Linked DNA regions of Homo sapiens: regions 1 and 2 are each linked to region 3. A link is an interaction called in ENCODE POLR2A ChIA-PET data of the cell type or tissue named here. Cell type or tissue: OCI-LY7. All regions are shown on one strand. Each heading gives the region's core, and the rest is flanking DNA. Links, peaks and the distances in the headings are about the cores only.

The links. ChIA-PET counts read pairs that join two places held together with the same protein. Peaks named below come from ENCODE experiments on the same cell type or tissue, not always from the same donor. Only the 100,000 strongest peaks of a DNase experiment are listed, where the experiment ranks them.
Region 1: POLR2A ChIA-PET joins it to region 3 with 5 read pairs; 2 of 35 experiments call an interaction of 5 or more read pairs at or near these places.
Region 2: POLR2A ChIA-PET joins it to region 3 with 5 read pairs; 3 of 35 experiments call an interaction of 5 or more read pairs at or near these places.

Annotation. Positions count from the first base shown.
Region 1 is chr6:7,864,155-7,874,936 of GRCh38, reverse strand. All of the region lies in intron 4 of BMP6 (bone morphogenetic protein 6), which reads right to left. Among named protein-coding and RNA genes, the nearest start is that of TXNDC5, 41 kb to the left of the region's middle. In OCI-LY7, for the core only: no CTCF peak of the experiment used is centred there; no DNase peak of the experiment used is centred there.
Region 2 is chr6:7,593,031-7,603,812 of GRCh38, reverse strand. It overlaps SNRNP48 (small nuclear ribonucleoprotein U11/U12 subunit 48), which reads right to left. Exons shown (of 9, transcript NM_152551.4): 2 at 9,966-10,079; 3 at 9,654-9,714; 4 at 8,712-8,786; 5 at 2,289-2,477; 6 at 1,069-1,190. Among named protein-coding and RNA genes, the nearest start is that of SNRNP48, 8.2 kb to the right of the region's middle. In OCI-LY7, for the core only: no CTCF peak of the experiment used is centred there; no DNase peak of the experiment used is centred there.
Region 3 is chr6:7,911,453-7,922,234 of GRCh38, reverse strand. The region is part of intron 4 of BLOC1S5-TXNDC5 (BLOC1S5-TXNDC5 readthrough (NMD candidate)); the gene reads left to right. Among named protein-coding and RNA genes, the nearest start is that of TXNDC5, 6.1 kb to the right of the region's middle. RefSeq lists enhancers at 1,476-2,675, 9,173-9,322. In OCI-LY7, for the core only: no CTCF peak of the experiment used is centred there; DNase peaks (open chromatin) are centred at 4,434 and 5,064; H3K4me3 peaks cover 1,744 bases; H3K27ac peaks cover 2,500 bases.

The sequences.
Region 1 (10,782 bases), core at 4,435-6,934, 48 kb after region 3:
ATATATATCTCCATATATCCTATTGATTCTGTCTCTCTGGAAAATTCTGACTAGTAAAAACCCGGACTAGCTAAATTATTATTCAATAGTTAGGGCATAGAGAGTACAGGGTGGCAAGTGTGCTATCTCACATAGCGTTGACAAGCTTGTCTGGATTTTTTTGTTTTTGTGGGTTTTTAAGAAATTTTTGAGACAGGGTCTCACTCCATTGCCCAGGCTGGAGTGCAGTGGTGTGATCATGGCTCACTGCAGCCTCCAACTCCTGGGCTCAAGTGATGCTCCCACCTCAGCCTTCCGAGTAGCTGGGTGTACATCACACACCTGGCCAATTCTTTAAATACTTTGTATAGATGGTGTTTCTCTGTGTTGCCTAGGCTGGTCCTGAACTCCTGGGCTCAAGTGATCTTCCTGCTTTAGCCTCCCAAGGTGCTGGGATTACAGGCGTGAGCCACCTCGCCTGGCCTTGTCTTTCTGTTAAGGTATCTTCTAAGCAAAAGAGGAGCCTTGGGAGTGAGGCATGAGGCCATCTGGGGTGAGAGAATTTCCTAGAGTGGGAATGACAATGTGAAGGCCCTGAGGAAGCAGCCTGCTTCACCTATTCCAGGAACAACCATGTGGCGGCTGTGATGTGTTTATTAGCAACCCACATCCTCTATCAACCTCCTGAGCACACAGCCAGATGACATTTCCCACTGCAGTTAGCTGTGGCCATGTGCCTGGATTCTGCCCATGAATGTGGGGAAGAAGGGATGTGTGGTGCTGCCAGGCCTGGCCCTCCTAACCACCTGCCCCCTACCCCATCAGCCTTCCACTCACTCTTTCCTCTCCTGCCAGCTGGGTGCAGCAGGGGAGTCTCCTGAAGACCCCAAGGTCCTAACGCCCTGCGCTCCTAAAGGTGTCCTGGGTTAGATTAGATGATAAACTGCATGATCACACAACTTACAGTCTTAGCCTGGGATTTTCCCCATCCAACCTCATTCTGCTTGTGAAGTAAGCTTCCTCCAAAATACCGTCTCGTGCTAGGGACCAAAATCTCCATGAAGACCATCTTGGCATCATTTGGTCATGTAAAAAGCAAAGATTTCTACAAACAACTTTCTTTCCCAGGTCAAGCAGACATGGGCAGTGTGAAAATAATAAATATATCTCTGGTCTTTGTCCCCAGTTCCTGGCACCAAGCTTTGACAACCCTTGGATTTTCCTGAGTGTCTTTGTTATGCTCCTGAGGCCCTAGATTGTACACGGTGAACCCCACACACTCTCTAGGACCTCATTAGCTTCAGGATGGGGGCTAGTTACCAAAAAAGCCAAGCACAGGATTAGGGGGTTGGAACTTTGGCTTAGCCTGGCCTCTGGGGGGCTGGAGATGGAGTTCAATCATGTGACCAATGATTCAATTGTGCAGAGCAATTAAACCCCACATAAAAACTCCAGACACTGAGGCTCAGTGGAGCTTCCAGGTTGGTGAACATACTGATGTTTCAAGAGGACGGTGCACCCAAAAGGGTGTGGAAGCTCCAACCACCCATGCCTATCCCCTTGACCTTGCCTAAGAGTCTCTTCATTTGGCTGGTCCTGAGTCATACCTCTTATAATAAACCTATGATTGTAAGTATAGCACTTTCTTGAGTTCTGTGAATTGTTCCAGCAAATTATCAAACATGAAGGGCGGTAATGTGAACTCCCAAATTTGTAGGCAAGACAGACAGAAGCATGGCTGCCCTGTGGACCTCACTTGTGCCTGGTGTCTGAAATGACAGCAGTCTCCTTGGGGACCTTGCCCTTTCACTTGGGCCTGTGCTAACTCCAGGTGGCATCAGAATTGAACTGAGGCCAGATGTGGCGCCTCATGCCTGTAATCCCAGCACTATTGGAGGCTAAGGTGGGAAGACTGTTTGAACCCATGAGTTTGAGATCAGCCTGGGCAACACAGACCCTGTCTCTACAAGATATAAAATTAGCTGGACATAGTGGTGTGTGCCTGTGGTCTCGGCTATTTGGGAGGCTAAGGTGGGAGGACTGCTTGATCCCTGGAGATTGAAGCTGCAATGAGCCCTGATTATGCCACCATACTCCAGCCTGGGCGAGAAAGCAAGACCCTGTCTCAAAAAAAAAAAAAAAAGAAAAAAAAAGAATTGGATTGAATTGCAAGACACTTAATTGGTGTTGAAGAATTGCTGGCAGAACACAGGCAGAGACCACCACTTCATGTCTGGATTTCCAGTTTCTTTTTCTGCTGGATGGAACCAAGATGACATAGTCAAAGGGCTTTGCTTCTAACTTCACCAGCAGTTCTGGGTTTCTGTGAACCTGCTGTTGATTTGACTCTCTCAATGCTCAACAAAGAGAACCTTCTCTGGAAGAACAGCTATTTCTTTTAGCGCCAGACACTGGCATTTTTGTCATTAAGTAAGGATCAGGGCCAGAGAGAGGAAAAGGAGGAATTCAACTCTCCTGTTTTTCTTCCTACAGATACTCTCAGGCCATGCTTAAATTTCCTTATAATTCCATGTTAAGTGCTGGCAAAGAACGTATAAATATTTATGAAGGTTGATGCTCCTTGGAATACTTGTGTCTGCCACTCAGGGTCAGTACCCTGGGTTCTGCATGGAATTATACTGACACACTTTTTTTTTTTTTTTTAAACAGATTGACAGATTACAGATTACAGAAAAAACTTTCCCCTCACTCCCACTGCCCCTGGTATTGGTTTTGATGAATGGGCTGAAGAGGGCCAGTGGAAATGTATGTGGTGACAATTCAACAGGAACATGGTCACTCCAGTGGGACAAAGAGAGGTAACACAGCTTTGCCCCAGTGGATTCACCAGTCAAGGGCAGGGCAGAGAAAGGAAGTGAGACAGCTAGAGAGAGGCGACAAACCAAAAACCAGAGAAGCTGACCCAAGACAGAGGAGCCTCCCCCACCACCCCCGCCGCCAGGACAGAAGCTCTCAGTGTGTGACTTGTAGGTGGCCTGTGCCGAATACTGGGGATCATCAGGGAGTTTCTCTAAAGTGCGGGGTTCTCAGCTCAATCCCAGACCCATGAGTCAGAGCCACTGAGATCAGGCCCCTGGCTGTCCACATGCGCCTGTGACACCAGAATTGGAACTGCTGCCCTCTAGACAAGAGGCTCACACACAGGTAGCGCTACTGCCCTGCTGAGACACAAAGTCTGTCTTGGGACCCCAAGGCTCCCCAGCATCCCCAGACACAGCTGCAGTCAAGGCCCAATATTGGTCCTGAGAGACATTTTCAAGGGCTCTGGCTTTTTCAAAGTTGAATACACAGTGAAATCTGGTCCCCCTCAAGGGCAGGGGCACCAGCCGCCCAGAGGCAATTTTCCCCCTCAAGACAAGGCCCCAGGTGCTCATCCAGGGCAACTTGGACAAGCAGGGCCCAGCCATAGGTGGGTTTGGGCAAAAAACTGTTGAGTGATCAGGTGACACAGATGACAAAATCCAACAATCATAAAAGCCCCCCCAGGACGAATTCCTTCCATAAGCAGAAGGTAACTCCCTGGCCTGCTCTTACACAGGCAGAAACATTCCTCTCACCAAAGATTTCTGAGCTTTGAGAATGTATCAGATGTTAATTGCCTTTAGCAGCGCGGCTTTCAGTCCCATTTAATAAACTGCTTCCGCAGGGAAACCTTCAGGTACAATTAGTATTAAAAAGCCCAAATCCTTCCTCTCTTCTCCAAATGAACATTACAGATATTTGAACATGGGTTTTAAGTGGAGATTTTTCTTTTCTAGCACCAGAGTTGAGTTCTAATTTGTCCTAAAGCCACTGAAGCAAAAACCATGATAAAATATTCTGCTTTCCTTTATAACCCCTCAATACACACACACACACACAAAACTATTTGTAGGAAAAAAATGGCTTTGGACATGAGATGTAAATGGGTTTCCTCTCACAGTGTGGGACAGGCAAGTGGGGCCCATGATACAGGAAGCTTCTACAACTCCCTTCGGGGATGGAGATGAACTCTAAAGATCCAAGACAGGCCGGGCGCGGTGGCTCACGCCTGTAATCCCAGCACTTTGGGAGGCTGAGGCAGGTGGATTGTTTGAGGTCAGGAGTTTGAGACCAGCCTGACCAACATGGTGAAACCCTGTCTCTACTAAAAATACAAAAAATTAGAGGGGCATGATGGCACATGCCTGTAGTCCCAGCTACTCGGGAGGCCGAGGCAGGAGAATTGCTTGAACCCGGGAGGCAGAGGTTGCAGTGAGCTGAGATTGTGCCACTGCACTCCAGTCTGGCAACAGAGTGAGACCCGTTTTTTTTTGTTGTTGTTGTTGTTTTTTAAAAAAAAGATCCAAGACAGACATGCCTGTTTCCCCTAAGGAAGGTTCTTCAGCAAGACTCTCCATGATCTGTAGTGGAAAAGAAGGTGGCAGAGACAGGCACCATCCCCCTCAGAAGGAGAACAGAGTTGGGCAGAGAGGTCCCAGCTGTGGTGCCCAAAGCGTGTCTTTATGAAGCCTTTATGTTTCCAATACGTTGCCTTCATTTTTCCAATACTTTGCCAAAGGGAGGCTTGCATCTCATTTAGGCCTTCTGCACGATGCAATCAGTGGTAGAGAAACAGGTAGAAGTGTCCCATCCATTCCCGATGGCGGGACCATGTGGAAGTGCCTGCCATTTTCTACCATAAGAGACCGGGGTGTTCCAATCCAGAATTCACCTCGGAATAAAGCATCAGGTCCAGCCATGGCTCTGAAATCCCTCTCCCAAGCCCCAGGTGTGTCTTTCATTATCTGTCATTCCTCCATGTTACCTGGGGGCCAGTACACCTGGGAGGGGTTGGGGGCTAACTTGAAAGGAGCCATATGGAGGTGCATTTTTCTGGAGTCCAGCGGATGGGAGGGAGGACACAGTGATGGAGTCTTCTTGTCCTTGAGACACAACTGAGCTTTCACATCTGAGAGTCCTGTTCTGAGGGTGGTGGTGGAGGGGCCATAGCTCCCTTCCTGGGGGCCATCAGGGGTACATGCTGCAGCTCCCAGCACACACGCCTCTGGCTGATCCCCTTTCTCTGTCCTCTAGCATCTTCCTGCCCTTGCTCCTCCTGTTGCAGGTGCACGTTCCACACAGGCTCTGCTGAGCTCCTACAGTCTGCTCAGTTCTGGTGGGGAGTTCTCATCTCAGTTGCTAGGCCTTGGACCTGACAATCAGCTTCCTTGCTGATAGCCTCTGCTCCCCGACCTTAAGTCCTGGTCTCCCCTGTGATGACTGAGGAGACATTCCATCTACAGGAGAAAACAAATGGGAAGGCTGCCGGGGCCCATGTGACAGTGACGGGGCAGGGCATCCTAATCGTCCCAAGGCAAACTGAAAACTGCAGAATAGCTCTCTCATCCAGTGCAGTGAGGACAGGGCACCCTTGGCCCCAACAGAAGGCGGCTAGCTGGGCTGGGACTTCCTCACAGAAGCCATGTCCCCAGGCAGCGGCACATGCACTGTATACATTGCCTATACCCCCAATGCAGGGGTCATACCCCACACTAAGCATAACATCTGGGTTAATTCCATCCAGCATCCTTTTTATCTGGCCCTCCTGAAGAGCCACGCACACAGCGAAGTGCAAAGGAGCCCACTGTTGGTTAGCTCTGAAGCTCAATCCCTATATGCCATGATGGGCCAGTGACAGGCAGGCTTCCCTGGCACTGGAGGCCAGGAGAGGCCCATAGGTATGAGACCCAGAGGAGAAGGGAAGGGCGCAGCCACCATCCTGACTCTCAGGCAGGCATTGTGCGGGGAGGCTGCACCGCGGGGCTGGAGGGCCACCACGCAGCTGCTGCTGTGAGTATGACGGGGCTAGGGCGCTGCAGCAAGCCTGTGGGCTCCCAGGGGGGGTGCGCCTGAGTCACGGCAGCCAGAGCCAGCCTGGGTCCCAGTGACCCTGCCTGCTGTGCTTTGCAACTTCAGTAGAGGAGGACAGCGAAACAAAGGGCAAGACAGGGAGAAGGGAAACAAAGGCAGGGGAGAGAGAATGTCAGGGACACCACAGAAAGCAGGTGAGAAGGAGGGAGAGGGAGAGAGGTGGGGAGGGAGAGGGAGAGAGGTGGGCAGGGAGTCGTCTCCTCACCAGGGCTTCTGCAGAGGGGCCACTCGGCTGCCCTGGGCTGACCCCGCAGGCCCTGCCAGCTCAGCCGGGTGTCCCCGCTCAGCAGGTCACACAGAGCCAAGAAAATACCAGCATGGCAGGGGACTGGACAAAGCGGCATGCTCCACATGTATTTCCCAGCTTTCCTGAGCTCAGGCTACAGACTCTTCCCAAAGGAAACTTGTTTTTTAGAGGGAATAATTCACTACTTTAATTTCCCTTCTCTCCTAGAATGACAAGGGTGAGGGCCACATAGAGGTCGTTAAAGTGGCACCTCTGTCTTCATGGGCCTGGCCGCTCTTTCCATATCTCTGGGCCTTATCGGCCCCATCTTATCCAAAACAAGCCTCTCGCTCCCACTCGCCCAGCAGAATCAATACAGCCATTGAAGAACGCGCAGCAGGTGCCAGCTCCTTGTGTCACCGACACTACGGGAGGCCAGGGACCACACTGGGGTTTTGATTTCTGGTGTCAATAATCTCCTAACAGTTGATAGGGCTGGGGTGGGGGTGGACAGTTTGATCAGAGTCTAGATTTTGTTTATAATTTGGATGGTCAACATTGAGAAGCAACAGTGAGGCCCTATTTTTTGGTTGCTCCAGGAGATTTCAGGATCTCATAAGGCCCCATTTAATCTGGGTGGGACTTTGGTCTCTTTTCAGCCTTTGTCTTGATTCTAAAAGAATATGGAACTGTCCTGCAAATAGACAAAGATTTCCTTTAAAAACTTAGCTCTAAGACCCTCTGTGCTCTAAGCACCTTCTATACTCTCTGCCACTTCCTAGACTGAGTCTCCTGGCCCCAGTGCCCTCCCAGGGTTGGCAATGATTGGGAATGACTTAGGCATCTCACGGTACCTGCATAAGCTTCTTCTTATTGCCTTTTAGAATTGTTGCCATTTGCACATTTGCAAGGAGTGAACCTTGGGAGGAGGTAGAAGGGAACTTTCCAGTCTGTTCCACTCTTTGATAGCCATTATCCTCGAACAAGAGTTGTGCATGATAGAAGTGAAGCTTTTGATTCTAACTTTTTTTTGGTGATTCTAACTTTTAGATCACTATTTGCCATGACTGTCCTCCATGTCTATGGAGAATTAAGGTTTGATTTCATATAGGAAGCCCTGAACCAAACTCTACTTAAGACATCTGCAAGCCAAGCTGCAGGCCCTAAAAGTTTAAGATCACAATGACAAATCACAATTCCCAACTTTCCTGGAGAACTAGAAACTGCTAGTTCACAGTCTTGACCTGTGTCTATTCTTCCCAAGCTTTGAATGTCCATGGTGGACCGACCCAGTCAGCTCTGGCTATCCCCAATCCATGGAAGCCAATGGTGAAGTAGTGAGGACACTGTAACAATGAGACCCCCAGTCTGGACTGGATTTCCTTGAAATGTATAGCACAAGATTGCACAGTTATAATAAACTACTCAAACAGCTGTTTTGCAAGAGATGACTCCTGGTTAATTTACGCTGAAAGCCTATTGAATAGTCCCAACCGGGAAGCTTAAAGGACAGAAAATATAAACTATCAAGAAGAAGGTCAGGAGTATCCCTGAATGTACTAGAGCCACAATTTCCCCCAAGGTCCTTAAAGATACATGTTTGGGGGTGGGAAAAGGAGGGAAGGAGAACTTACTCTACAAAATGCTGGCCAGATGTGGTGGCTCATACCTGTAATCCCAACACTTTGGGAGGCCGAGGCAAGTGGATCACTTGAGGTCAGGAGTTTGAGACCAGCCTGACCAACATGGTGAAACTCCGTCTCTACTAAAAAAATACAAAATTATCCAGGAGTAGTGGTGCATGCCTGTGATCCCAGCTACTTGGGAGGCTGAGGCAGGAGAATCGCTTGAACCCGGGAGGAGGAGGTTGCAGTGAGCTGAGATGGCACCATTGCACTCCAGTCTGGCCAACAAGAGTGAAACTGTCTTAAAAACAAACAAACAAAAAAGAAATGCTAATAGGTGGCATTGATACAATGGCAGACTCATTCCAAAGGACAGACAGTGTCTCAAGAGGCTGCTGGGTCATAGATGGTTGGCAGAGCTGGGTAGTGACAACATAAACATCAAGACTGAAAGAGACTACTCCAATTTCACATGGATCATTAAAGTGCAGATAATGTTTCCAAACTCATCTATCAAAACAAAGACCAATTCTGCCTCACAGCAGCAGCAGCAGAGCAGACTTCAGACTTACCAGCTGACCTGAAATTGCTTTAGCTACACCCTCTCAAAAGAGGTCTTGGAAAGATCCGGAAAATTAGCCAAATGAAAATTTAGAATCACCCAATGGAACTTCAAGGCCATTTGTTCATGGACCTTGTCATGGATTGGCCAAGTGGTATCACAGTCCCCCAGAAGATAAAATAGTGAACCCCAAGTGAGAGCTACCATAAAAGAGAGTGAATGATAACAAGTAGAAGGAGACCACCAAACTGGAGCTATAGAACCTGAGGACAGGTGTTGCAAGAGCAGCAGGCTGGTAAGAAATGGAGGCTGAAAAAGAATTGGTAGATTGGTTAAAATCCCCAATGGGGCAAAGACGGCTAGGACCAGGACTAGTCAAACATGTGTAAAAACAATAAATGATACCATGCAGAGGCTATCCAAGCCCCTGGAGAAGTATAACAGAGCCAACCAACATCCAGCCTTCATTTAGAGCAGCCAGCTGCAGAGAAGCAAGGGCAAGTGAAAGCCATCCAGGGAGACGTCGATCCAAACCACTATCCAGTGCACATGTTTGGAAAGTCCAGCTTGAAAGCCAAGTACAAATGTTTGAGTAGATTTTGGTGGGTGGTGGGGCTCCTGGCCTCTCCACTGCTGTGCACTAGTCTTGCCGTCTCAGGCACTGACAGCACAATTCCAAAAATAGCCTCTTATTTCCTTGCCACGTTTCACCCTGATGACAGGCAATTTGATGAATGAATGCTAACTTCTTTACCCAGATGTAGGACGATCCCTGGTGGGCTGCTTCTGGTGGTGGTTGTTTTGGTGGAGAACTATCAACTCCCTGGGAGCACGCCATGGAAGAAGGGGGCAGCAGAGACAATGCAATCTTTTCCTTCCAACTTCCAAAAGATTTACAAGCAGAAAGTCTGCCTGCAGTCACGCCAGAGTACACCACTTTTCTGTTACTGTAATGTCTACCTGGTTCATGAAGGCCCAGCAACATCTGGCCTCACAGAGACCCCGAGGGAGAGGAACACCAGACAGGCCATTTCTCCAGGTAGCAGGCCATCTCTCTGGAAATCTTTTCTGGGAATCTCTTCCTCAGCATGTCCACTCCCATTAATGGAAGAATAGATAAGGAAGAAAGAGCCAAAAATATAAAGAAGCGCTTCAGTGGGCCAGACATGAGCAATTTCCCAGATCACTTAGAGGATCTTTGAAGAGAATGAGAAGGAGGGAGCATCCTTCATCGTCATTCTTTCTTGGGGGCCTTTAAATAGGTGAGACCGGAGAGATTTCGTATGAACCCTTTTGCCTTTGTACTACTGAAAGGGACAAAGCAAATTTGGAAGTACTGGCTTGGGAGGTGGGCGGGGGGAGACCACTGAAAAACAGAGATATTTGCACCTATTACTAATTAGATCAACTTGAATATCCATATTTAATTTAAACTCATCAAATTGAAAAAAGTTGAAAGGGACTTGGAAAATAATAATTGGTTGATATTGCTAAAATCAAAATCAGACACAACATCTTTTCTCAATTTAAAAACATTAGTGTGTGCATTGGGTGGGGGGTACTGAATAAAATCAAGTGAAGTTTTAATTTTAAAAAGCAATCAACATTTCAAGAGATGCCTCTGTGTCTGAGGTCCCAGCACCAAACTGACCACAGTTCATTAATAAATTGAAGCCTACCATTGGCAGACTTCCATTAATAAATTGAAGCCTACCATTGGCAGACTTCATCATCATAGCCCGAAGGAAAACACTGAGATTATTAACTCTGTTCAGCAGGCTGCCTCTGAAGTGAATAAAGGAAAGCAAGCATTTCTTCTCTTTTTCAAAAACCCCAACCCTGACTGTTTCTAGTGGTGAATACAGGAACACCCATGCTGTGAGCAATGCTTCCGAGAAACACCAGGATGACAAGAAGCAAAATGTCACATCACGCTGGGCGGTGGATCCTCAAGCTCCACATCCAAGTTACTGGTAAAATAGATGGTTGATTTAAGTCGGAACACAAAATGGAGACACTGCTTCCCAAAGAAGAAATAGGTACTTTGGGAAGTTGCATTAACTCTTCCCAACATGTTTGGCCACCAAAAATGACATTTCTGTACAATTACCTGGAAGAATTAATGCATCTTCCAGAATTATTTTACTTGTTTTCCAGGGATCCCAACATATGCCCTGAGAACCTACTTCCTACAATGGCATATAAATAATCTTTGAGTGCTATTATGAGCCAGATTTTGATGCTTTTCATTTAATTCCAGCAAATCTGCAAGGCATTCATCATCCCCATCTTACAGATGAGTAAATGGAAGCTGAAACAGATTAAATGTGTCCAAAATCACAGGGTAGCAACCAGGGAAACAAGTTCTCTGGCTGCAAATCCCACTGCCAATCTTCACCTTTATGGTTGATTCTCAAGCTATTTAAATAGCCAAAGGACCCCAGAATTTGCAAGCACTGGCATTAGAGTCAGAAGTG
Region 2 (10,782 bases), core at 5,555-8,054, 320 kb after region 3:
ATCACCAAGGTAGTATGACAGGGACCCAGGTCTCTACTTGCTAAGTTAAGTCTAAAACACAGATTTTAACTGTAAAAAGAACAGCATAAAATTTAGAGCTAAGCTGTGTGGTACAGAGTATTAGTACAATAAACTAGTGATAGATTAGTCAACTAGCACCTCATGGAAATGGTGGCCCTTAAACTCAACAAGATTTAAAATGGCAAAAACAGAGCATTTCAGGTAAGAAAGTAACAGGTAATAGGGCATGGAGGTAAGAATAATTATATGCAATCAGATATAGTTTAAGAGACATGCTTGACTAAAGCAAAAGAAATGCTTGGGAAAAGGAGGCCAGATTATGGAAGGTCTTTTAAATCAGAGAGAAGTAAGAAATAATACGGGAACAATTAGGGAATCAATGAGGCAATTATTTGTAGAGTCTGGGCAAGGTAATTCACATACCAAAAAAATTCATCAACTCTAACGAGCCATTAAATGGCATCTGAAAATAAGTCTAGACATACACCAAGAGACTAATACATAAATAATGTATATCAAGACATTTCTTAAGTCCAAATATTTACTAGAGTACATAAAAACATGCTTTCTGCCAAAAAAGATAATAGCTAATATTCATGAAGAAATTTGTGTTTGCATACATTCTGTCAGTCAATTCTCATAACAACCCTGCAAAGATTATATTATTATTATTATGAAAAGAAAACATTCAATCTAAAAAGCTCAAATAACTTGCTTAAGTCAAAGAGCCAATGAGAAACAGCAGAATCAAAAGTCAAGGTATGGTCTACCTAAACCCAAACTCATGCTCTTACCATGATACACTACTACTTTCTCACAAGGAGATATCTTTTAAGATTGTACAATTGTTTTATATAAGGTTCTTATACTATGAAAGCCTTTGCTTGCTAAAGGGTGGATCTAGAAGTGATGGAACAGATACAAATCAGGTGTGGCCACCCTGAAGACACTTTCAGAAAATTTCCAAAGAATTGTGGAAATTCATAGAACAGATTTAGAAAATTACCTAAGGGAAATTCTTATCAACAAAGATTATGTAAAACTTACCTCAGTATATGATTTCTTGGTTATGTGAACATTCTTGGCTCTATAGGACTGGCGTCTTCTTTTATAATCTCGTACTTCTGCCAGGATTTCAAGGTAGGATTTTGGACTTTTTCGACTATTGTCTAATGAAAGAATAAAATAAAAGTATTATATCCTTCAAAGCTTTTAAATTCTATGAATTATCAAATAAATACATCACAATCCTATATTTTAACTTGTTTCAAAGTAGCACATAAAAACATTCTAAAAATTGTATATTATTTATATACACGGGCTAAGTTTTATATCATTTCTTCTCTCCAGCCATTAGTTGAACATAAGAGTGCTTAGGTACATAGATTAAAGTAACAGCACAGTTGTAATATTTTCACAGAAAGAAGGTACATTTAATGTAAAAGTCAGAGTAAAACCTCAGGTACTGAGTAAATATCCCTCAGTATCCATGCAGAATTTGTTCAGGAACCCCCAAGGATATCAAAATCCATGGATGCTCAAGTCTCTGATATAAAATGGTGTAGTATTTGTATATAACCTACACACACCCTCCAGTACACTTGAAGTCATCTCTAAATTACTTTCAATACCTAATACAGGCCGGGTACAGTGGCTCACGTTGTAATCCCAGCACTTTGGGAGGCCAAGACAGGAGGATCACTTGAGGCCAGGAGTTTGGGACCAGCCTGGCCAGCGTAGCAAAACCCCATCTCTACTAAAAATACAAAAAGTAGCCAGGTGTGGTGGCACATGTCTGTAATCCCAGCTACTCAGGAGGCTGAGGCACGAGAATTGCTTCAGCTTGGGAGGCAGAGATTGCAACGAACTGAGATCGCGCTACTGCATTCCAGCCCGGGTGACAGAGTAAGACTCAGTCTCAAAAAAACAAAACAAAAAAAACACCAAAAACCTGATACGATGTAAATGCTGCATGAATAGTTGTTAATATATTGTTTATGGAATTATGACAAGAATAAAAAGTCTCTACATGTATAGTACAGAGGCAACCACACACTTTTATTTTTTCCAAATATTTTCAATCCACCGTTGGTCAAATTGATGGATATGGAACCCACAGACACAGAGGGCCAACTTCATGTCAATATTAAATGATACAAAACCATTTTACTCTAACTCAAAGTGGCCCAAGAATTAAATCATCTTAATAACACTCATAGAATAAAATGATAATGAAGAAATGTAAAGCCATGATGTGCATCTCAAACCTTGATTGATTTTGGCAGCCAAGTCTACAAAGAGATCGCTGTCATTTTCAATAATTTGAGAATCAGAGCGCTTTTTCTTTGTCTCCTCAACTACGAAATCATAGAGGGCAAGACGATCAGCTTGAGTTAGATCACAAACAAACCGTTTGTGATTCAAAGGAACTTCAACAGGCAATGAAGAATAAATTCCTAAAGTAAAAATAAAATCACAAGAATAAACAATACATGAAGCATTGTGAACTTAAAATCTAATAATTATCTTTAAACATGTGCTTTAATAATGCAATATTAACACAAACTTTTTTCATAATCCCTAAGTATACAAAATATCAATCTAAGCAATAAATGACAAACAATTCTATCCTGAATGTTATATCCACAAAAAAAAAAAAAATGTATTATGGATGTTTGCTATTCTCTCCAACAATATAAAGACAGATCCCATGGAGGCAGGCAGGAATAATCATAAGAGACAATTTGCTCTAAGAAAGCCTTTTGGGTAACAATTTTTATAGCCATCTACAAAAGTAGGTATCTGTTGATATGCTTTTCCCCATCAAAGTTGGGGGAAAAAATGCTTTTAATAAGTAATATGCATTACAGTCCCTTTGAAAATAAACTATGGAAATATTAAAAACTGTGTAAAAAATATCTTTTTGTATGAGACATCAAGCTAGATGGTCAATATTCAAAATATATCCCACTTGTGCAAGGACTTAGAGCTAGGGGCCACAAAATAATTAAGTAGCAGAAATCCCACACCTCCTCACGCCAGGAAAGCACAGATTAAATTAAACTCATTTTAATTTCCTGAGGAGGAAGCATAGTGGCTTAACCAAATTAATTGAAAAAAGTTAATAGCAGTGCCCCCCGGTAGTTACAGAATTTTCTAAAATCTGCTCATTAGTGAAAAAAAGTAAATACAATACCTTGATATGATGTATTAAACATTGAAGAAAATTTTTGTTTTGAGATTCAAATTTTCTCAAATAAAAAAATGATTGGAACTGTAAAAAAAGCAATTTAAAACAATTCTTTCTAGACTTCATTACTCACTAATGCAAACAAAGAACATGAGCTACTAAAGGAATCCTTTTATTGTTTGCTAACTTATTCTAAAGTAGTAACTGGTTCATAGAACAACATAAAATCAGTAGCTCTTTCCAGATACTTATATTTGATAAAGTCTAACCTCATTAAGTTCCTAGGTAGAGGCAAAAAGAATTCAAATAAGAGCATACTATGAACTAAGCATTACAACAAAAAAGAGGTACTACTTGTCTACATATTAAGAGGAGAGCTGCAGTGAATCTGAGGCCATGGTTTAACACGGCTATACATAACAATATATGGCCATTTTTACTCGTCAAAGGGTTTTGAATTAATGGGGAAAAAAGGGTTCCCTTTCAAGTCAATCAATTTTATTCTAATTATAGTAGGCATTTCATAATACAAAATTATAAAAACAGCTTTGATAAGCCTAATTCCTTTGAATTAGGCTATAAAAATTTGGGAGGAAAACACAGATTAGAAAATAATGATGTATTACAAACAAGCTTCATATAAACCTTTGCCTGTTATTTTTAAACAAAGAAATATAATTTCCTTCTTAAATTATTTTAGCCTTTTCTTCAATTTATTCATCTTAAATTTCTTTATGATGAAGACTGATACTTAAATTCCTTGTAATTCAACCAAAATTCCAATTCAAGACTATAATATGTGACAGGTATTAAGATAAAGTTTAGAAATTTTACTTTTAAAAGGATATCATTTGCAAAAAGGATACTGCATATCTTTAAATAAGGAGTACATTCAGGTTCCTAATTCCTCTTTATACTCACCCCAATTACTGAAAAAGAAAAAGTACAGGAAAGGTTAAGCAACAAACTGCATTCAATTCATTCGGAACATAGATATTTCTGACAACAAAAAGGATAAACATACTTAAATAAACTTACATTTACATAAAATGTAAATTTTCAAAATGCATGTTTTTAAATGATTTAAAGGTACATATGAATGTGCTGTAATTATAATAACTCTAAGACCCTTTGGCTGCCTGTTTTTGCAGGTTTTTTGTGGCAAAATATATATAACATAAAATTTAACATTCTAACCATTTTTTCAGTGTACTGTTCAGAGACATGAAGTGCATTCACGTTGTGCAACCTCTATCCATCTCTAGAACTTTTTCGTCACCCCAAATTGAAACTCTAATCTATTGTTTTAATAATGCCAATTCTCATTCTTGTTACTTTTGTCATCAAAGGGGATCTTAAACATATAACATTCAACATTAAATAGTACTAGTAGGTGTTGTCACAAAGATACAAATTCAGAATTTTAGGGAGAATTCATTCAGAGTCAATTCCTTAACGTTACAGATAAAGAAATTAAGTGTCATAGAAGTAACATGACTTGCCCAAAGTCTCACAAGTGATAGGAACAGACTGGATCTAAAGCCCATCCTATGCTGTCTTTTTAAGTTTCTTTGATAGTACACTGATCTTCATATCATGGCCATGACTCAAACACACTTCACAATACTGAAGTATACAACCTGAATATTTAATATTGAAAGAAAAAGATAAACCACTAAACATAAAATGATTGTTTATGATTGAAATATCTTGGTTAAAAAATTAACCGAAGTAACTATATCTGAAAATAAGTATATAGATTGAATAGCTGTATGAGCTTTCATAAAGTTTAAGATTGAGAATTCTGTACACTGAGTTTAGGCCTGACATGACAGATGAAATGAAAACATACATATAAAACCTTGTCAAAAAACTTACATTGTAGTGTGTAACAAACAAAATACGAATTAGATGGAGAAATGTAAAATTTTTCATGTTAGTCATTCTCCCTTAAAAGTAAATACATCAATAAGATATTTAAAGAAAGTCCTGTCCTGAGGGAAAAGATCTTAAAATGTCTAAGACATAAGTGAGCCACAAAAATAATCTGTTGAGAAATTGCATAACTCTACAGAGGATATAAAAAAAAATTTTTTTTTCTTTTTTTGAGACAGAGTCTCACCCTGTCGTCCAGACTGGAGTGCAGTGGCGCCATCTTGGCTCACTGCAACCTCCATCTCCCAGGTTCAAGTGATTCTCCTGCCTCAGCCTCCTGAGTAGCTGGGATTACAGGCACGCACCATAGCGCCTGGCTAATTTTTGTATTTTTAGTAGAGACAGGGTTTCACCATGTTGGCCAGGCTGGTCTTGAACTCCTGGCCTCAGGTGATCTGCCCACCTGGGCCTCCCAAAGTGCTGGGATTACAAGTGGGAGCCACCACACGTGGCCAAAAAAAATTTTTAAAGAAGGTTGAAGATCATATAAAGTTACCGTTGGCCAGGCGCGGTGGCTCCCGCCTGTAATCCCAGCACTTTGGGAGGCCAAGGTGGGCAGATCACAAGGTCAGGAGATCGAGACCATCGTGGCTAACACAGTGAAACCCCGTCTCTACTAAAAAAATACAAGAAAATTAGCCAGGCGTGGTGGCAGGTGCCTGTAGTCCCAGCTACTCGGGACCTGAGGCAGAAGAATGGCGTGAACCCAGGTGGCAGAGCTTGCAGTGAGTAGAGATTGTGCCACTAAACTCCAGCCTGGGCGAGAGAGCAAGATTCCGCCTCAAAAAAAAAAAAAAAAAAGGTTACGGTTAACAATTAAATCTTAATTTAAGATAGTGTAAGAATTCAAAATTAAAGTTCCTCTTAACTATCAAAATAATATAATAGTTCCTCTTAACTATTCATTCAAAGTAATTCTTTGCTTTTGAAAAGAACTAAGCTCAATGTCCAAATCTCCCTTATTACTATTATAAAAATTAAAAAGCAGAACATTTTCTAAATTACTCATATATATAAAACTCATCCATTTCATTATCTTAATATTACTTTCTGTATATTAATTTTCACTTAGACCATAGAAGCTACCAATTTTTGGAGCTAAGGCTTGTTTAGCATCCATTATCTCTGTTCCTCTCAACAACTCTATGAGAGTTTTGTATTACAGATAAGGAAACAAAAACTCAGTTATCATCATTAATATATGGCCAAGCAGCTACTTTTATTTCTTTAAAACAGGTTTACACAAAGCAGAATAAACAATGAACAGCACTGATAGTCACGATTAGTATGCAGAGATATGAAGTTTGTGATATTCTTCCACTTAATCATGAAAGACATCATAAATAAATTTGAGCAATATCTAGAATCCTGGTCCACAAATTTTACTAAATGTAGGGTTTCTAACAGAAAATCAAACAACTCAGTTCAGAGTTTGTGTCAAAATTCAGAACTTAGTTCTGGATCCACTTTGATATTATCTAGCAGAGGTGAGTTACTTCACTTTTGTGTGCCTGTTTCTTCACCTATTATGGAGGGGAAAATATCGTTCAACTTATCACAAGTTTGTTGTGAAAGAGAAATGTAATTCATAAAAGAGCTTTAAAAAAATAACCTTTTAAAAAATAAAAATACGGAGAACCTTTAGAACAAACACACTAGAACTTTATCATGTCTCTATCAGACAGGGTTTTTCTTATCTGTAAAATGCAGACACTGGATTAGATGATCTCCAAGTTCTCTTTCAACTCTAAAATTCAGTAAATCTAACCACTTAAGACTCAAATAAAGTCCTTTAAGTATTATTAACCCTTTCAAAAACCAAAAACCTCAACTTTTTTATGGGTACACTACCAGGGGATATGAGCAGAACCAATAGCAGAGGCCAAAAAAGGCTTGACTAGTCATAGCTCAGTAATCTCTCCGAATAAATAAAATGAGAGTCAACTGTCTCCCTCAAAGAAAAAAACCTGGAATTTCCCTGACAGGGACAAAAGTGGGAACCTCAAAACAAAAAATACAAGAAATGTGCTTCTGGCTGTTGTAGAGAACCCATGTAATATAGACAACTAAGGATAAGATGGTCTTTCTTCTGAAGCCATAGAGCAACTCTGAGAAATCAAGTCCAGATACTGGCTTAGAACAGTATTTGGTAAAGATCCTCAATTTCAATGAGGGAGAAAACCAACCATGACTACAGCCTGGTAAATATAATTCAGCTAGAAAAAAGAATGAGGAAAAAAAGGTAAGTTGTCCAGAGAAAGCTACCTACAGAAGGTTCAAAGAAGACAATGCAGAAATCCTTACAAGAGAAGCTGTTCAGGTTTTGGCTAGATGTCATATCTACATTCATTAGAAATTTAAACTTTTATTAACTCGTTTGTCTATGTGTGTTTTTTTTTTTGAGATGGAGTCTCGCTCTGTTGCCCAGGCTGGAGTGCAATGGTGCAATCTTGGCTCAATGAAACCTCCGCCTCCTGGGTTCAAGCAATTCTTCCTGCCTCGGTCTCCTGAGTAGCTGGGATTACAGGTGCTTGCCACCATGCCCGGCTAATTTTTGCATTTTTTAGTAAAGACAGGGTTTCGCCATGTTGGCCAGGGTGGTCTTGAACTTCTGACCTCAGATGATCCACCTGCCTCGGCCTCCCAAAGTGCTGGGATGACAGGCATGAGCCACCGTGTCTGGCCTATGTCTATGTTTTTGATGGATGAAGTTTTCTTTCAATTTCCTAAAAGCTTATGCTTAAAACTTCTAACCTACTCTCTGCTGAGGTTCCCAGGGAGAAACTCTTTAACCCAGCTCTAAAGCTGGGCATGAAAGGATCTATTAATATGAATCCTCTGAAATTATATGTAAAACTTTTGTGTTTGTACTTTTTTTCTGAGAAGGGGATCCCAAGCATTCATCACCTCAAACCAACTCACTTACTGGGTAGCAAGCAATCTGAGGGTAGCTGTGGAGACTAATCTCTTTTAGCCTAAGCCTTTTCTTTACACTGCATTTCAACACTCTAAAGAGAGGAAATCTCAAGAGTAAAAGAGCCTCACTCAGTGGCATTTATAGATGTTCCTTGACTTACATGGGGTTACATCCCGATAAACCCATCATAAACTGAAAATACCGTTAAGTTGAAAATGCAGCCCAGCGTCTGATAAAAGAATCACTAGTACTTAAAGTCTAAAACCTTGTGATTGTGTATTGTTTTCACAACACCATAAAATTGAAAAAATCCTAAATTAAATCATCATTAAGTTGGGACCATCTGTATTTACTAAATAATAATTTTTTTAATTAGCCACAAGACAATCTCACCTATAAATCGCCAGGTAATTCCAAAGGATGAACCCCTAGCTAAGATAGTGTCTTAGTGAGACTCTGGTGTATCTCAACAGGAAATATCTAACAAATGAAGTTGAAACGAAGCAAATTAGCCCAATGTTAAATGTAAAACTTTACCTTTCCCATGTAACAGTTTTCACAGGTTTTTCTTGAAGAAAATTAGTAACATGCTTATGAGAAAAATAATAATTTCATTCTTTAATTCACTTAAACTGTAATGCCACTTACTTTGATTATAACAATCACTGTCTTTCCCAACTGCAGTTCTAGCTTGTTTAATTATCTGGAATTGTGAGTCCTTATCTGTCAAAAAAAAAAAAATCCATAAATACAATATGAATCATCAGTGACCACAATTAAATTATTAACTGGTTTCTGATCCAAGCCCTTTGGGCACGTGGACAAACCTTCCAGAATCTTAAGAAACATCCACATCCCTGTCTATGAAATCTGAACACAGAATCCTTTCAGATTTATCTACAGCCCAGTAAGTAATCAGACTTCAAGCAGTTCATGCCTATAATTAGGCACGCAGCAGTAGCAGCGACAAATTTTACTGACCAATAATAGCTAACATTCTTGAAGCCTGTGCTGTAATGGTCACAACTCTGTGACCCTCTAGCTGACTCCAGCTAAGTGCCTGACACTATTCTAAGAATATTATATATATATATCACTTAATCTTCGCAAAGTGCTATTATAACCATCTCCATTTTATAAAGAAATTTAGGCAACAAACAGGTTAATTACCTCGCTGAAAGTCACATCTTTCATGATAAAAACAGGAGTTGAATCAGGACATTCTTTTTCCAGAGCCCAAGACTTTAACCTCTATATATGCTGTCAATCCCTGGAACACATGTCCATCTTCAGTCTCATCCTTCAATCTGTGTCACATGCTCAAATTTTTGTTGTAACTGAGAAAGAAGGTGTCTGCTCTACTATACAAAGCTTTGTAAGGTTTTCACTGCCTATTAATACAAGCCTGGTCTCTAAACTTCAGATTATGTGAATTAGTTGCCTTGTACATTAATTAATTCTACATTCTCTTAAGGTACTAAATGTCCTTGTCATAAGCATGCTTATACAATCCATTCTTTTCATAATGCAAAAATGAAAAATCAATATCTACACTAAGATATTTTTAAATTATAATAACTTAATACTTACTCAAAGTAATCGAAGGTATCTTCACATTTTCATAGAAAAACTCAGGATTATACATTTCATCCTGAAAAAAAAGAATCTTACTGTTCTTAAGTATCAGATAATTGACTATTTTAAGACTTGACCTAAACAATAGATTAGTATCACTTAATTATTTCTCACAATAATTTGTGCAATTAGGCAAGTACCAACCAACCCTTCAAGTAAGGGCTATTATTTTGTCAGTGAACCTCACATTGTAACTTCCAAAAATTGTGAATTAATGTGTAAAATGCATGACATATATGTATATATAATATAGTAAATATATGGTACCTCTTCTTCTTTGGTATAGCCCATTTTCCTCAATCTACAAGATGCCATGTGCTTTGCCAAAGATGATTTAGGCATGTGATGATTGGAATCGTATGGACATATCACAACTTCATCCTATAAAAATCAAACAGAAACAAAGAAAATAGGTACATAATATTTAAATAAATAATTACCATTAAATGTTTACCATTTAATTATGTACCAGTACTGTATAGTGCATCCTCTTCTACAGGCCTCTCTCAACCCCCATGTAGTTGTGTATTAAAGAAAAATAAAACTCCTTCAACCCCTAACTCCCTAAATGCCCCTGTCCTCTCTCCACTCCTTCAAAGCCTAACTCTTTGAAAGGTGTATTTACACTCACTGTCTAAACAACCTCACCTCACCTATAACGATTCCTCACTCATTGCCACCATCACCCCACTGAAACCAGTCAATAGGTCACTAATAACCTTGTTACTAAAGCCAAAAACATGTCACTGTCTTGTTTTATCTGAACTCTTGGAAGGTCACACTCCAATTGTCCATCTGTGATTCTGACACACCCCTCATGTTCTTTCTACCTCTCTGGCTTCTTCTACTTGGTCTCCTCTAAATATCCTAAATATCTGTCTTCCTTGCTCTATTTGTCCCCCTTTAGATGTTGGTTTTCATGTAAGTATTAATATAACCACTGACCTTTTGCTGTTTAATATATGCTTACTGAAAGATCTCAAAGCTACAACTCTCACTATACAGTGAGGACTCCCAAAATTTAGATCTTTAAACCTTGTTTCTCTCCAGTACCGTATATTAAAGACACTAAAAGTTCAACACA
Region 3 (10,782 bases), core at 3,878-6,377:
TATATATATATATGTCTCTGTGTGTCTTTACTCCTGGCCCACTCCAATCCTACCTCTCCTCCTGTACCAACCACTATTGCTGTCTGCCATGTATAATGGATAGGATTTTGAAAGCAGAGAGGAGAGCATTTCAAGCAGAAAGCACAGCATGAGCAAAGGAAGAGAGTTGGAAATGATACAACATGTGGCAGGGACAATAGGAAAGCAAGCCTGTCTGGAGCAGAGTTATGCAATGTCAGAGACAAGTTTGCAAAAGTAGAGGGAGCTACAGAAGCCGGGCAGAGGACTTGTGATATGATATAATTGGAAATACAGAGCTATTCTTTATTTTGGGACAGAGCAGTGAGATGATAAAGCTGTTGTCTCAAGATGATCCTGGCCAAAACAATTGCACATTGTTTGGATGGGAGCACATGGAATCAGGAGTCATGGCCAAGACTCTGTGGAGATAATCCGTGAAGGAGGAGGTGAAGGCCTGAGCCACATGGCCATATTAGACATAGAGAGGAAGGCGTGGAATAGGACTTCTCAATAAATGAACTGACACGTGACCCACTGGAAGTTATCAACATGTCAAAGAGATAACGAACTTGTGTACTGTGTGTATACAAGGCTGAGTATTACAACTTCTTAAGATAAATGTTTTATAATTTCCCCTGCTTAAATTCCATAGTCAAGTGTTATCATTTCTCCCCTACATACACTCTCGCTCTGTTGCCGCCCTCTGCCTTTGTTTCCTCACTTAGCTAAATCATAGGCCTGACTAAATCCAACTGTCTACTGTGTGACTGAACCACACAGCAGAACGTACCTGGAGAAAATCCGGGTATGTCAAATTGACATCAAGTGGAGCCTCAAGGCCACCAGGCATTAATACCAAACTGCCTTGTTTTCCCTCTCCCGTTCTCACTGTGACCTCTATTTCAGACCTTCACTGCCCTCCCCAAACCTCCAGCACTTCCCCTATCTTCAGTGTCAGCCCATGATACTGCTTTCTATTACAGTGGAAAACAGAAGCCACTGGAGGGGACAGGTGCCAGCTCCCACCATTAGCCACCTGGACCCACCTCTCTGGATCTGTGCCCACCCACTGTGCCTGCCCTCCTCTTATCACAGACAACCACTGGGGCTCCTTGGAAAGCCAACGTCTGCCCCTACTCATAGGCAACATCCTCCTGCACTCCCTCAGGCCACTACTCCAGAAATTCTCCCTCTGTCTCCTGTGGCAACCAATGTTTTCTTTATTTCTGGATCATCAAACAATCAACCATGTTGACTTGTCTTTCATGTTAAAAACAACAACAACAAAACCCTCTGGGCCCCTCTCTCTCCTTTAGTTACTATTGTATTCTTTTCCTTTGCTTTATGTGACAAGTTCTCCTGAAGAGTTGTTCACATTCATTGTTTGTAATTCCTTTCTTCTCCCTCTTGAAGCCACTCCAGTTGGGTTTTTACTACCACCTGTTCACCAAAACTACTATTACCAAAGTCTCCAAATCTAAAGGTGAGTGCTTAGGGATCATTACACCTGAACTGTCAGCAGGATGCCCTGTCAATGTACCTTCCAAACTGAGACACGTGGGAGGGGGAATGGCTGTGAGTAATGACTAGATCATGTCAGTAGGTGTAAACTGGGATTGTCTGGGGGCAAACCATGATATATCAGCAGATTCAAAACAGCTTTTCCTTCCGTCTTTTGAAACATTTCTACTCTGGGCCTGTGGACAGCAGTAATCAGGTTTTCTTCCTGCCTTCCTGACTACTCCATGCCAGTCTCTTTTGCCCATTCCTCCTAATCTCCTGGTCTTCAAAACAGTGAGATGCCCCAGGACTCAGCCCTTAAACCTCTTCCCTCCTCTGCACTCACTCCCACAGGGATCTCCTCCTGTCCCAGGGCTTTAAATACCATCAAATGCTAACGACTCTCAAATTTATATCTGGCCTGCATCTCTGCCCTGGACTTGAATAGCCATCTGCCCACTCTGTGTATCTGCAGACTTCCCCATTGTAGTATGTTCAACATTGAGCAACTCTTTCCCAAAACCTGTTTCCCATCTCAGATTATAACAACTCAGTGCTCCTAGCCACTCTGGCTGAACGCCTCAGTGTCATCCTTAGCTCCTCTCTTTCTCTCACCACCCTCAGCCCACATCTGCTGAGTCAGCAAATCCTGTTGGCACATACATCAAAAGAGACCCGGAACCTGCTTCTCATCACCCTCCCACCTCCGCCTTAGCGTGAGTCACCAGTATCTTGTGCTGGGATGGTTGTAATTGCTCCCGGAGTGGTCGCCTCCCTTCTATCCTTGCCCCCTTCGCATTCCTCGCTACAGCTCTCAGAGCCATGCTGTAGAAATAATTGGAAGCCAGATCCTGTCGTGTTTCTTCTGAAAACCCTCCGATGACTTCCCTTCTCATTCGTAAAAGCCAGTGTTCTCATTCTGTACTGCCTTCTTATTCATTCGCTCTAAGTCCTTTGCAGTTGCTGATCCCTCGGCTGGAACCAGATATTCACATGTGTTACTCCCTCACGTCTTTACTTGAAAGCCATGTCCCCAATAAGCCTATCCAAACCCTGACATCCCATCTGAACCTTGACACTTCATACCCCCTTCCTTGCCTTGTTTTCTTCTGGGCTTCTACCACTGGCTAACATAGTGTTTATCTTCTATATCTTACGTATTGGCTGTTTCCCCACCTACAATGGAAGTTCATTAGGACTAGGGTTTTTGTCTATTTCAGTTGTTGCTGATCCTCAGCACCTAAAAACGTGCCTGACACAGACTAGATCCAATAAATATTTGTTGAGTGAATTCTCTTGCAATTAAATGCACACAATGGAAGAGGAGATGTTGCAGCTATAATAAGCAAAGGAAACCAGACATTGATCCTTCCATGTGAAATACGACCCAAGCTTCTATATATAATACTTCACAGAGTGTTCTGCAGAGGATTAACAACACAAGAGACACCACAAATAAAAAGGAGTCCACAATCAAATAAGTTGGGAAATACTGCATAGGATACTTTTAGGAATTCAGATGGTGCAATCGCAAATAAAAATCTCTGATAAATCATTTAGGAAATAGGTTTCTATCTTTTTCTTTCTTCTTCCATTAGCACTTCATCCAGCCAATTCTTAAGTAGTCTTCAAGGCACAGTGTGTTGGCCAGGTGTGGTGGCTCATGCCTGTAATCTCAGCACTTTGGGAGGCTGAGGTGTGCAGATCACCTGAGGCCAAGAGTTTGAGGCCAGCCTGGCCAACATGGTGAAATCCTGTCTCTACTAAAAATACAAAAATTAGCTTGGTGTGGTGGTGGGCGCCTGTAATCCCAGCTATTTCAATGGCTGAGGCATGAGAATCGCTTGCATCCAGGAGACAGAAGTTGCAGTGAGTCAAGGTTGCACCACTGCACTCCAGCCTGAGAAATAGAGTGAAATTCTGTCTCCAAAAAAAAAAAAAAAAAAGGACTCAATGTATCAACAGTTGACATTCTTTCAGGCTGCCCAGCTTCACTGGACACCTTTCCTGCATTTGTGGAGCCTCTGACCTAACCGCCACAAGTTAGGATAGAGCATAGACCATTGAGCCCTACTGCAGTGAGGCTTCCATTGGAAGCTAGTTTTGCGAAGAAGCAGGGGTCATGCAAAGTCCATCCTGCAGGGCAGCGGTTGCAGAGGTTCCCATGGTCACATATAGTGTCCTGTACCAGAGGTGGGATAGGAGGAATCTGCATGTCGAGGTGGTAGCAGTGGTGGCAGTATTGTGATCTAATTTGAGCAGTATTGTGATCTAATTTGAGCAGTATTGTGGTCTAATTTGGGCATTGTTCCTGGCTTCTCTATCTCCTAACCCTAACCCTAACCAAGTGTTCCTCAAACATGTCTCAGTCAGAGCTCTTCTCTTAAGAAAACACCTATTAACTTCCAGCAAACATCAGCGTTCCTTTGGTGGTCTGCTCCACATCTGTGCTCTCAGAGCCCTGCTACAGTCCGCCACAGGCGCACCAGGGACTGAGATCCTGGCTGTGTCTCCTCTAATCCCAGGAATTCTCAACCCTAGGAAGTAGGACAAAGCCATCAGTATTGCTTTCAAGACCTAGATGATTGCAATGTGCAGCCAGAATTGAGAACCCCCAGGTAGGATAAACATTTTCCTGGATTCTGAACTTGGAATAGTGTTCTGAAATTCAGGCAGCTATGAAGAGCTGGCCCCTAAGTGCTGTGAGAGGCATGTCCCCATGCCCGTGTGGAATGCCACAGATCCAAGGCCAAGGCCATCACTGCAGGCCAGCGCAGCTGAGAGAGGAGTGGAACAACTCAGTGAGCAACCTGCATCAGGGAGAAGTCTTCTCTCCTGTTATGAAGTCCAGGTGCTGGTGAGCATCAGCTTCTGGATCAGCCTATCGGCCCCGCACCTGGGGACTCTGGGAAAAATAAGAACTCCTGTAATAGCATCTAGCAGACAAAGAGCTGGGAGAATGACAGGGGCATGAACGAGAAGAGCCAGCACTTGCACAGACTGAATGAGCTCCTGGGAGCTGGAGTGAGTGTTCTGTGCACTTTGAGAAACAGCACAGATCATTCAGCTTAGTGGTCATGATCCAGTCAACAAAGAAACTCTCTTTATTCTCCTCCCCCCTACCCCCGAGACCTCACAGATCCCACATGGATTTTGAAAGCTTTTATCTGCCAAATACCCGAATCTGTTATGTTATAATGTAATGTGGGTTTTTGGTGCTTATTAATTGTTTAGTAGGCTGTGTTGCCCAAGGAGCTTGTGAGAGTAGTGAGTAAATATGACCTTTCCATTAACCATTTCAATACACTGAAAACAGCTCTACTCCCTGTGTGACTCCAGCCTGGGAATTCACTTTGGTCTTTTTCTTTAGATTTTCTCTGATGAGAGCAATCCTCTAGCTTTTTCTCCACCTCTCAACAATCACATTTGAATGGTCACATGAGCTCATCAAGAAAAACACAGTTTTTCTTCTTCTTTAGAGGCACCTACCAAGGTGTTCTGACCAAATTAGAACAACAGGATGTAAATGCTTTCAGTACCTCCTAAAAGCAGTACTGTTCGCCCAATAATAACTCAGGATGCACCTGTTAAAGTGGTTCAAATGGTGGCATTTCAGTTTCTGAATGTCCTGGGGTTGTCTTGACAATGTTACAACACATTTGGGTCTTGTGTTATCCTCTGGAGGTGGAAAACAAAAGCTGTATTTTTCCCATTCAGTAGCCATTCCTCCCATGTCAGTTCTTATGTGCTCCCTGGGATGAGGACAGCTTCCAACGAGAGGCTTTGCCATGCACCTACAGGGCTGCTGTCGGAAGGGAGTGCAGCTCCTTGAAGGCTGTGGATTTGCAATAAGAAGGCAGCGTAGACCGGGCGTGGTGGCTCACGCCTGTAATCCCAGCACTTTGGGAGGCCGAGGTGAGTGGATCACGAGGTTAGGAGATTGAGACCAGCCTGGCCAACATAGTGAAACCCCGTCTCTACTAAAAATACAAAAATTAGCCGGGTGTGGTGGCAGGTGCCTGTAGTCCCAACTACTCAGGAGGCTAAGGCAGGAGAATTGCTTGAACCCAGGAGGCAGAGGTTGCAGTGAGCCAAGAGCATGCCATTGCACTCCAGCCTGGGTGACAGAGTAAGAATCTGTCTCAAAAAAAGAAGGCAGTGTAGCAATACTATTTTGCTAGAAGTAGTACTAACTTCTAACAATACAGACCAACATACCTATTGCCTTTTCTGCTTGGGAAAGGCCATGATTTTGAGGGGGGTCTCTCTCAAGCAAGCCATCCTCTGAGGGTAGACAAATGTGACTTTTCATCCATTCCTTCATGCATTCATTCAACAAACAGGTATCGTATTAGTCTGTTTTTGCGCTGCTGATAAAGACATACCTGAGATTGGGCAATTTCCAAAAGAAAGAGGTTTACTGGACTTATAATTCCAAGTGGCCGGGGAGGCATCCCAATCATGGCAGGTGAAAGGCACGTCTCACATGGCAGCAGACAAGAGAAGAGAGCTTATGAAGGAAGTCTCCCCTTTTTAAAACCATCAGATCTCATGAGACTCATTCACTATCATGAGAACAGTGCAGGAAAGACCTTGTCCCCATGATTCAATCACCTCCCACCGGGTTCCTCCCACAACACATGGGAATTGTGGGAGTTACAATTCAAGATGAAATTTGGGTGGGGACACAGCCAAACCATATCAGGTATTAAATGCCTGCTGTGTACCAGACATCACGTAAACACCTCTCAGGCCATGGGGCTTACAGTTTAGAGGGAAAGTCCGAGGCTAAACAAAATTCACACAACCAAATAATTACCCTTCTGTGAAGGGATATGGGGAGAAAGGACAAGATATTAGTGCAGGAAGCCTAACCCCAGCTGGAGGTCAGGGAATTTTTTACTGAGAACATTGTATTATTTCATCGCTGTACACAAATTCAGTTGTATCTTCACTTTTAGGCTTTCTGAGCTGGAAGCCACGCTGCTTGGCGATGGGAATCTAAGCAGGACCATGTGTGGCTGCTACCATATGAAGCAACATGTCAGTCCCTTGGGAGGGCTGGGAGTTCAGAGGAAGTGACGCTGAGCAGCCTGTGTGGAGGGGTGGCCGGGTCATGCAGGAAAGGCCGCATGTGAGAGAAGGTGCCAGGCACAGTGAGTCAGTTTGTTTTGGTGGAGCCTGGGAAAGAGATGTGGTTAGAAAGAGGGGTTCCTTCATCCAACACTTGTTGAGCCTCAACTGTATCCAGGCATTTGGGTGCTAGGGAGAGAGAAGTGAATGTGGCAAATAGCCCCTGGCCTTCGGGGAGCTTATTGATGGAGAAGACGGCCACCTTAACCAGCTAAGTCTGCAACAAAATGGCATCAAATGACAAAAAGTGTTATGCAGAAATTAAACAGCATGGCACTGGTGAGAGCTCAGTGGGCAGAGGGAGGCTGCTGCAGAGAGGGGCTTTGACTTGTCAATGTGGAAAGGCAATCGCCAGGCACTGAGGAGGTGGCGTGGGGGCAAGAGACCTGAGGGTGCAGGGAGTCCAGTCACAGAAGACAGGAAGGGAACAAGCACAGGGCACCACACACAAGGGCCTGAGAAGGGGAATGCTGGGAGGGTATCTAGAATCATCCCTAATGGCTAGAATCTAGGCGAGCAGAGGGCAGAGTGGTATGGGTTGAGATTGCATCTTTCCTGAAGGCCCTTGCAAGCCAAGGCAAAGAGCTGGAATTTGACTGTATGTGAAGGGAAGCCCCTGAAGGAAGTTAAGCAAAGGAGTGACACGATTCAATTCTAGCTGCTGGATGAAGGATGGATGGGAAGGACTTAAGAGTGGAAACAACATTCAGGAGGCTACTGTAGCAGACAGGAAGAGAAGGATATGGCAGCAGTGGAGAGATATCAGTCAGTGGGAGCTGTGGCTCAGAGATGGCAATGATTGGACTTGCTGATGGGGAGATCGAGTAGGAGGCGGGGATCAAGGCACTGCAATAAAGAAAAAGGGTAACAAAGTTTACAACTCAGAGGTCGGGGGTGGTGGCTCACACCTGTAATCCCAGCACTCTGGGAGCCTGAGGCAGGCAGATCACTTGAGGCCAGGAGTCTGAGACAAAGTTTGCAACTCAGGTTTCTGGTTTGTGCAACAGCGAGGAAGAACTATTTACTGAGGAGGGGAAATCGGAGGACAAGCAGATTGCTGCAGGGAAGCACAAGGTCAGCTTCAGCACACCTGCAGGACAAACAAGAGGAGGCATCCTGTAGATAGTGAGAGCTCAGAGAGAGGCCTCGGCTGCAAATGTACACTTTGGCAGCAGCATATAGATGGTGTTAAAGCCATGGCTATGGATGAGATCACCTAGGGAGTGATGCAGAGAAACAAAAGTGGGTTGGAGGCTGAGCGCTGAAAACTGACATCAAAGGTTGGGTTGAAGAGACTGAGGAGTGACGTGGGGATGGTAGGAGGTAGATCAGAGAAGCAGAAAGGACGGTGGATGCAGATGGGGCCAATGGCAGTTGTACCAACGCTGCTGAGAAGCCCAGGAAGATGAGGAACATAAAGTGTTCATTTGACTTGTCAATGTGGACATCTTCAGTGACTTTGAGAAGACTTGGTGTGTGGCAGGTTTGAGAGTCAGAGTGGCATGAGCTGAAGGATGAATGGAAAGTGAAATACAGATAATTTTTTTTTTTTTTTTGCTTATACACTGATGAAAATGGTCCAGTAGGAAGGAGTGATGAGTAACTTGTGCAGGAGAGAAAGAGAGGAGCTGAAGAACAAAGCCTTTGAGCAGGGAGCAGGGAGGGCATATGAGATTCCTAGGGCTGCTGTAACACCACACTCTTGGTGGCATAAAACCACGTACGTTTATTCTCTTACAGTTTTGGAGGTCAGAAGTCCAAAACCAGTTGCACTGGACTATAAATTGTCCACAGGACTGCAGGTCCCTCCAGAGGCTCTGAGGGGGAGTCTATTTCCTTGCTTTTTCCAGCATCTAGAGCTGCTTTTCCTGGCTCTTGGCCCCTTCATCTTCCAAACCAGCAGTTTAACATCTTCAAATCTCTTTCTGCTTTTGTTACGTCGCCTCCGGCTGTGTAGTCAAATTTCCTACTGCCCCTCTGTTATGAGGACACTTGTGATCACATTTAGGACCCACCGAGATAATCCAGGGTAATCTCTCCAGCTCACGACCCTTAATTTAATCACACCTGCAAAGCCTTCTGCCATATAAAGAAACAATCAGATGTTTCAGGAATTAGGACCTGGTTATCCGTGAGGGGCATTATTCTGGAGGACTGGGCTTTGCTAGGCAGGGATATACTGACTTGCTCCTTTGTGGGCAGAGGGAAAGGCGCCTGTGCAGGGGTGTGTAGATTTGGCGGGGGAGGGATAAGGGAGCTCATGCTTTTGGCTTCATTTTTCTCAGAAACATGAGATAAAGCTGGCAGCTGAGAGGATGGCGACTGACAGGGTGGGGTGGGGAGAGGAGAGGAGGAGCAGTGTCAGTGGAAGTATGGAAGCATCTCAGAGAGTGGGGCAGCACACTGCCTAGGCAGAGGTAGTCAGTTTTAGGGCAGGGGTGAGGAGGAATTTAAGGCTTATTTTTACCAGTGTGAAGGAGACATGCGGCTTGACTGTGCGATTTTTCTCCAGCAGAGTCTGGCTACCTGGTTGAAGGCACAGGGAACCCAGAGAGACAAAGCTCACCAGCATCTGTGGGGAGAATGTGGCAGGGCAGGAAGTGAAGGGTGAGACTCCATGGGCTGTAACTTGGCCAAGAGGCAAGAGAAGACATAGCAGTCTGTTGGGCTGCGAGGGGATTGTAGAAGATGGTGGGGTGGGTAGCTCAGAGGTCATGATGAGAAAGAAGCATTGCAGAAATGGGTTTCTTGAGCAAACAGTCGAGGAGGTGCTGGGCAGAGTGGATGCCTTCAGATTTTGGAGATGGTGCAGATGCTGGTGATGACAAGTGCTAGGGTCTCCCTTTTGGGTGTGAGTTACTGAGGGAAAGGTAGATGGAGCATCCACCTGGATGCTGAAGATGCCAGGAATGAAAGACAGGAAAGGGGTGGCCAGGAACACTGTGAGCCAGGAACCAAAGTCTTCACTGAACCAGGAAGAGTGATGTGGAAGAATGACAGGAACTGGCAGGGAAGAGGGTGCCATGCCCAGTGGCATCAATTTAAGGAGTACTGAAGGTTTTGTAGGATTTGGAAGGAGCAATGGGGAACCAGGAAGGCATCAGCTTTACTTCCTGGCTCTGAGGGACTCCAGGTGTGAAAGAATGAGCAGCCAACACTTGAGAGAGCTCCTAGAACTGTGTTTCAGTTAAAAACGAAAGACACTGATGCTGTAAGAGTGTATGGCGATGCTTGTGGGAATTTCCCAACAGCACCGTGGAAGGGTTTGGGAGGTTTGAGGTGTTGGAGAACACAGGGATTAGAGTTTGGCAATAACAGTTATTGGAGAGAATCCCTGGATTTCTAGTGTTGAGTGAGTTTCACAGGGACACAAAGCATGATGCAACCACATCACGGAAGGCCTTGAATGGCTGCCCCAGGCATGACTATTTCACCCCATCGGCCAAGGCCATGGGGACAGTGGTGGCGTTTTGGTCCAAGTTTAAGCAGCAAACTGTCTTGGTCAAAGGCAGGCTTTAGGAAAATTAATTTTCCAGCCATGTGAATGAAAGAGACTCTTAGAAAGCTACTGCAATAGGCCAGGCTTAGTCTCCGTTCAGGGTATGAACACTGAGAATGCTGGAAGGAAATCATGGTTACAGGAAATGCGGTTGAATTTTGAGACACACGGGAAAAGAGCGAGCAATACAAGATGCCTCCCATGTTTCAAGCTTAAGTGGCTGGAAGAACAGACTTTGGAGGGAGATTGATGGTTTTGGTGTTTGGCAACCCATGGTTAAAGGTTCATAAGTGGCTGGGCCTAAGGCGGGAGCAGAATAATGACAGGTGAGACAGTGGGCGCGTCCCCTGTTGCCAAGCCAGGAGTTAACTACCTGGGGCTTCCTGGATTGAGGATAATCAAAGAGCAGGCAGGATCCCGGAGAGCAACCCGGTGATTCTAATTTAGCTTCAGATCCCCGGGGTAGGGCTGGAGCTTTCGATTACCATCTGCTGTAAGGTGTGTGTGCAGGTGCGAGTTATGAGTCGCTGGGCAGGGATGCCTTCGGGCCATTCCACAGGCTGAGTTCAGCCATAGCAGGCGTGCTGTCATTCATTTTAGTAACCGGCATAAATGAGGGCACAGTAGGA